Linked DNA regions of Homo sapiens: region 2 is linked to region 1. A link is a loop called in an ENCODE intact Hi-C map of the cell type or tissue named here. Cell type or tissue: heart left ventricle. All regions are shown on one strand. Each heading gives the region's core, and the rest is flanking DNA. Links, peaks and the distances in the headings are about the cores only.

What was found. Hi-C counts contacts between places; a loop is a spot of excess contacts. Peaks named below come from ENCODE experiments on the same cell type or tissue, not always from the same donor. Only the 100,000 strongest peaks of a DNase experiment are listed, where the experiment ranks them.
Region 2: it touches region 1 in a loop (2.5-fold over the local background); 4 of 110 quality-filtered maps call a loop at or near these places.

The regions. Positions count from the first base shown.
Region 1 is chr7:29,017,884-29,020,806 of GRCh38, reverse strand. The region is part of intron 12 of CPVL (carboxypeptidase vitellogenic like); the gene reads left to right. Among named protein-coding and RNA genes, the nearest start is that of CPVL-AS2, 39 kb to the right of the region's middle. In heart left ventricle, for the core only: a CTCF peak has its summit at 1,331; no DNase peak of the experiment used is centred there.
Region 2 is chr7:29,086,219-29,089,141 of GRCh38, reverse strand. It overlaps CPVL (carboxypeptidase vitellogenic like), which reads left to right. Exons shown (of 13, transcript NM_031311.5): 7 at 2,592-2,658. Among named protein-coding and RNA genes, the nearest start is that of CPVL-AS1, 7.4 kb to the right of the region's middle. In heart left ventricle, for the core only: no CTCF peak of the experiment used is centred there; no DNase peak of the experiment used is centred there; H3K27ac peaks cover 412 bases.

The DNA.
Region 1 (2,923 bases), core at 287-2,786:
TTTTATTCTTTTCAAAGAACCAATTTTTATCTTTATTTTTCTTGATTATATTTTTGCTTTCTCTTTTATTAATTTGTGCTTTATCCTTATTATCTTCCTGCTATTCTTTTCATTGTGTGTGACTATTGTTTTTTTAAAAACAACATGAATTTTTAGCCTTTATTTCTAAAATATGCATCCAATGGGAGAAATAAATTCCTGTTGTTTAAGCCATCCACTATGGTATCCTTATAGGACTGTTGAGAGGGTTTGGATAAGTTAATAAGCTTAGAGCAATTCCTGGCTCATAGTAAATTTTGCTATTTTTATTTTTATTATTATTACCCTGGATTGCTTACAAGAGTACATATAACGAAGAAAAAATTATAAATAGTAATAGTCAGGATTCAGGAAAATATGTTTATTGAAAGTCAACATATAAGGGAAAGTTGGAATATTAATATTCAGGCCATTAAGGGCATATTTGAATGTTGAGCTGCCAGGGAGTGGTGGACATGTTACCTCCCCCCATCTGCTACACTACTTTGTGATAAACATCTCACCAGGCACACACACGATCTCCTCAAGATTATTTGATGGCTGCCTCCACCACCTGTTATTTTATATCCCCTGAACCAGCCTTGTGAAATGCTCCCAGGCCTGGCATCCCACATGTGTCCTGCTTGGCTCTTTGCATAAAACGTCCAGCTTGGGAGGCCAGATTGCTGCTTCAGGGCGACAAGTCCCACAGAGGTGGTAAAAGGAATTGGCCGCCAGTCAGAAACTGGTGGCAAATATCACACTCAACCCGCTGACTCTTCTTGTGAATGCAAAACACATTTAGAGATGAAATGGTACTCCTCTGGCTGCCAAAAAAACAAGTAACAAAAGAAGCAAGGCCCACATATGTTTGTGATAGTGAGTGTTTTACCACGCAGCAAGGGATCTGCATTTTGTATAGGTGATTTTAAAATGTTGGCAAAGATCCTTCCCCCTTAGTGCCTCAGCGTTGGTTTGGGGTGGTTTGTGGAGATGAGGGTTATGAGGAGGGAAAAGCACTCCCGTGTGAACAAAGGCATTCTCTGTGAGGTTTATCTAAGAATACTGTCCAAGTGTCAAGCGTCTGATAATGAAGAAAACGGACCTTAGCCATGGACTTGCTTTTCAGCATTAGACACACAAAACAGAAGCATGGGTATGTGTCTGCCAAAAAAGCAACCTCATTCTCTGCCAAACACTACAGCTCTTAATTTAAAAAATTGAAACCAAAGTAGACTTGTCTCTGGATGGTTACCTAAAATGTCCACTTAAAGAAATGACAGCTCTCCTAGGGGAGCAGTACGGTACCGAGAGAGGGAGCAATTTTCCCTGTGTATTCACATCAAGCCATGCCCAGAGAAATCAAACACAGCTCCCACCAGCCTTCAGAGATCCGATGAAGAGCAAGTGCTTCTTGTTCCTCCTTGTTGGCTCTGACCTAGAAGGTAATAAGTTTTTGGTATTGGTGCCATTTTAAGGATTGGACACTGCCCTGTTATATAATCCGAGCAGCAGACTTTCTGAGCGTCTGTCAAATTTAGAAGTTGTCTGTCAAATGCAAGGTCTGGACTAACTTATTTCTAAGATATCACCTAACAAAGATCCAAAATATCTATATTTCATTAATGCCCAGAGGGGCTCAGCCAGCAATGCAATGTGGAATAGTGTAGTGTCTTTCAGCAAATGTCATAATGCTCTCTATGCTTACATAGATATGTAAATATATATATATATATATTTATACCTATCTCTATATACCATATACCTATCTCTAGCCACTGAGATAGAAATATACACAAAATGTAAATCTCAGGCTACGTGATAACCAAAGTCATGGGTAGCCTCTGCACTGGCATTGACCATAAACCCTTACAAGTGTTATCTCTGGGTCCCAGAAGTTGAGTCCTCTTTCTCCTTGTCTGTTGACAACCCATGGCCATTGCTCTCAAGGCCACCCTTTTGGGATCTTTCTGTGCCTTTCTCCAAATATCAAAGTTGCTGTTCATTATCTGAGTTGATATTGTCACTGCATTTGAAATGTAGGACATTTTATTCTTAACATGCCAGCCCTAAGGAAGTTTTGACTCCACATTAAGAAATTTAAAACTTTGGCCGGGCAGGGTTGCTGACGCCTGTAATCCAAGCACTTTGGGAGGCTAAGGTGGGTGGATCACTTGAGGCCAGGAGTTCGAGACCAGCCTGGCCAACATGGTGAAACTTCATCTCTACTAAAAATACAAAAATTAGCCAGGCATGGTGGCACACGCCTGTAATCCCAGCTACTCGGGAGTCAGAGGCATGAGAATCGCTTGAACTTGGGAGGCAGAGGTTGCGGTGAGCTGAGATCGCGCCACTGCACTCCAGATTGGGCAACAGAGTGAGACCCTGTCTCAAAAAAAAAAAAAAAAAAGATTAAAAATTTTAATCGGAATAATAACCATACTGAGAAATTGCTTTAAGATTTTTTTTTTTAGAATAAATGTCATTAAGCTGAATGTCCTGGAGAAAGAAAACACTTCTGTTTTTTTCATCGTTATTTTATTGAAAATATCTTTATTGACACAAATTATTTTTCATATAAATATTGAAAAAATGTTGAGTCATTGAGCAGTTTTCATTTTTACCGAATCTTACTGGGTGTAGCTTCTATAATCATGAGTTTTGCATGATCTCCAACAGGCTGATTTTCCTGATTGCAATTTGAGCCCTTACTATTTTTATTTTATGTTTTCACTGTCAATATCAATTCCATTTTCTTCCAAAACTACAAGATGGATTATCTCGGCTAGGTTGTATTTAATGGCTGGAATGAATTTTAGGTCTCATTTTCCAGGGAAGGGAAACTGAAACCCAGAGGTTAAGTGACTTCCCTGAAGTATCCTACCCATTTCATGTCTGAGCTGAG
Region 2 (2,923 bases), core at 158-2,657, 68 kb before region 1:
AACTAAAATTCTGTTTATGAGACAAGTCCTTAGCACAATGCCAGCAAGGTGGCCAAATGGAATCACCAAGAAGAAGCATGCTTCTTGTGCCATGTAGCTCTTGTACCTGAATAAATGCATGGAGTGTGCACTTGTGAACACACATGCTTATGTATTATTATTATTATTGAGACGGAGTCTCACTATGTCGCCAGGCTGGAGTGCAGTGGCGTGATCTCGGCTCACTGCCACCTCTGCCTCCCAGGTTCAAGCAATTCTCCTGCCTCAGCCTCCTGAGTAGCTGGGACTACAGGCGCCCACCACCACACCCAGATAATTTTTGTATTTTTAGTAGAAACGGGGTTTCACCACGTTGGCCAGAATGGTCTCAATCTCTTGACCTCGTGATCTGCCCGCCTCGGCCTCCCACAGGTGTGAGCCACCGCGCCCGGCCACTTATGTATTATATATATGTTTAGCAGATCTGCTTCTAAAATTTGTAATTTCATGTGGGCTTGATTCTAGATTCTATTTTCTAGAAAATGCTCACCATGTAATAAGAAGAGTTCTTGACTAAAATACAGTTAAATGAGCAAATGGCATATGTAAATCTAATTTACTAAATTTACTTTTTTCATTCTTCACTCTCTTTTAAGAAACAGGAGTGCTACCACGCTACTAAGTGCTTGCTTAAAAAAAAATAGCCAGTTTTTTGGCTGTGAAATAAAAACTGAAATTGAAACTCGATGATAACTTCCTCAAGTGGAACTTGAGCTGGAGAATCCTGCCATTTTCGAGATAGAAGTAACCTGGGAGATTATCTCTGACCAAGATTATCAGATAAAACACAAAATACCCAGTTAAATTTGAATTTCAGGTAAACAACAAATAAAATTTTAATGTAAGTATATTCCATGCAATATTTGGGACATACTTATACTAAGCCATTATTTGTTATCTGAAATTCAAAATTAAGCCATGTCTTATGTTTTCATTTGCTAAATCCAGCAACCCTAATGACTCTCCAGCAAATACTACAAGGAAATAAGCTTTAAGCTAAAGCCAAAGGCTTAATTGAGATTTACTATGCTAAATTATCTCCTGCCATTCCAACAAGCAGGAAGAGAGAAAAGGAAGTAGATTTTAGCCTGAAGGTTGGAGAGGGAAGGGTGGAGAATGAATGCCTATTTTTATCTGCACTCTAAAGCCAGCTTATTGCCAGCACAAACATAGAAGCTATAAAATGCAGCTTCTCAGATTTAGTTGCTACAAAGGCCACTATAAATAATGAATACAGAAATACACCGAAACTCTACAGTAGTGTTTCATGGTGAATTTTTATGCAGCCTTTGAAAATTAAATATAGCTAGGATCATGGTGATTGTAATGACCCAATTTTGCCTCTTTGTAACCCTTGAACTTCGCCATCCTCCTGGGTTTTCAGAGCCTCCTTGCCTTTCATCTTCCTGGATGGTTCATGGCTTTTAGTCTCTCAGCAGGAAACTGGGCCAACAACCTCCCCTAGCTTCGCAGGCACTGCAGTCTGGGTCAAAACACTCATAGAGCTACTGAGTTTCACAAGTTTTTGTTTTCCTTTTTTTGAAATATTTTGTTCAGGTAAAGAATCATTTAAAAATCCACTGTCTTCTTGCTTATTATGAAATCACTCCTTGAGTCTGTTAAAATCTATTTCATCACTGAAGTGGCTATTGGCATTCTTTTTTTTTTTTTTTTTTTTTGAGACAGAGTCTTACTCTGTTGCCCAGGCTGGAGTGCAATGGCGCAATCTCAGCTCACTGCAACCTCAGCCTCCCTGGTTGAAGTGATTCTTCTGTCTCAGCCTCCTGAGTAGCTGGGACTACAGGCGCGCACCACCATGCCTGGCTAATTTTTGTATTTTTAGTAGAGATGGGGTTTCACTATGTTGGCTAGGCTGGTCTCGAACTCCTGACCTCGTTATCCGCCCACCTTAGCCTCCCAAAGTCCTGGTATTATAGGCATGAGCCACCGCCCTGGCCGGCTGTTAGCATTCTTTAGTAAATGTGTTTTTCTTTTTTTTAGCCCAGAGCCTACTGTACATTTATTTCAATATCTGTGACCATTTGCTGTTTTTCTTTTAAATTATAGTCATCTTACAGTTTTTCTGTTCTTTGGTTATTAAAATGTGGCATTCTTGGAGCTCCATCAGAAATGTTCAGAGTCCCCCACAGTGGGGGTTGGTAAGCAACTAAGACTTCCCTTACTTCACCACAAACCCGGGCTAATGGGATCATAAAGTTTGCAGAACTACCTCCAAGAATTGCTACGTAACATGTGAAACCTGTATTATTTGCTCAAGGTGCCCTCAACAGTTAGATGATCCAAACTGGTATATCAGTAATTTGGAAACATGCCCAGAGTATTGATGTCCACTTGTCCAAACTTCTTATTATCACAAAGTAAGCCCACATGTATTGTGTAAATAAAATGTCCTACAGGAGCTCATAGCAGAGTGGTATCTTATTTCAAGTGTGAAACCTATTGCCAAAGAGTTAGATTTGATATCCTAGCATGAAGAGATCCTGAATCATTTTTCTGATTAATTTGTGTTGTTCTTGTTCTTCTTTTTGCAGTGCACTAATTCAGTTTTTCCAGATATTTCCTGAATATAAAAATAATGACTTTTATGTCACTGGGGAGGTAAGTAGAAGTCACGTTTCCTTGTGTGCTTCAAACATCACCAGAACTGACATATATTATGAGTGTAGTTTGTTCATTTAAAATCTATATATGTATATACATGTACACATACATATCAATATTGATTCAGCCTTTATTCAAAATTCTCCCAATTATCAAAATGCCCTTCATATATATATATATTTTTTTTTAGTTGGAGTTTTGCTCTTGTTGCCAAGGGCTGGAGTGCAGTGGCGTGATCTCGGCTCACTGCAACCTGCGCCTC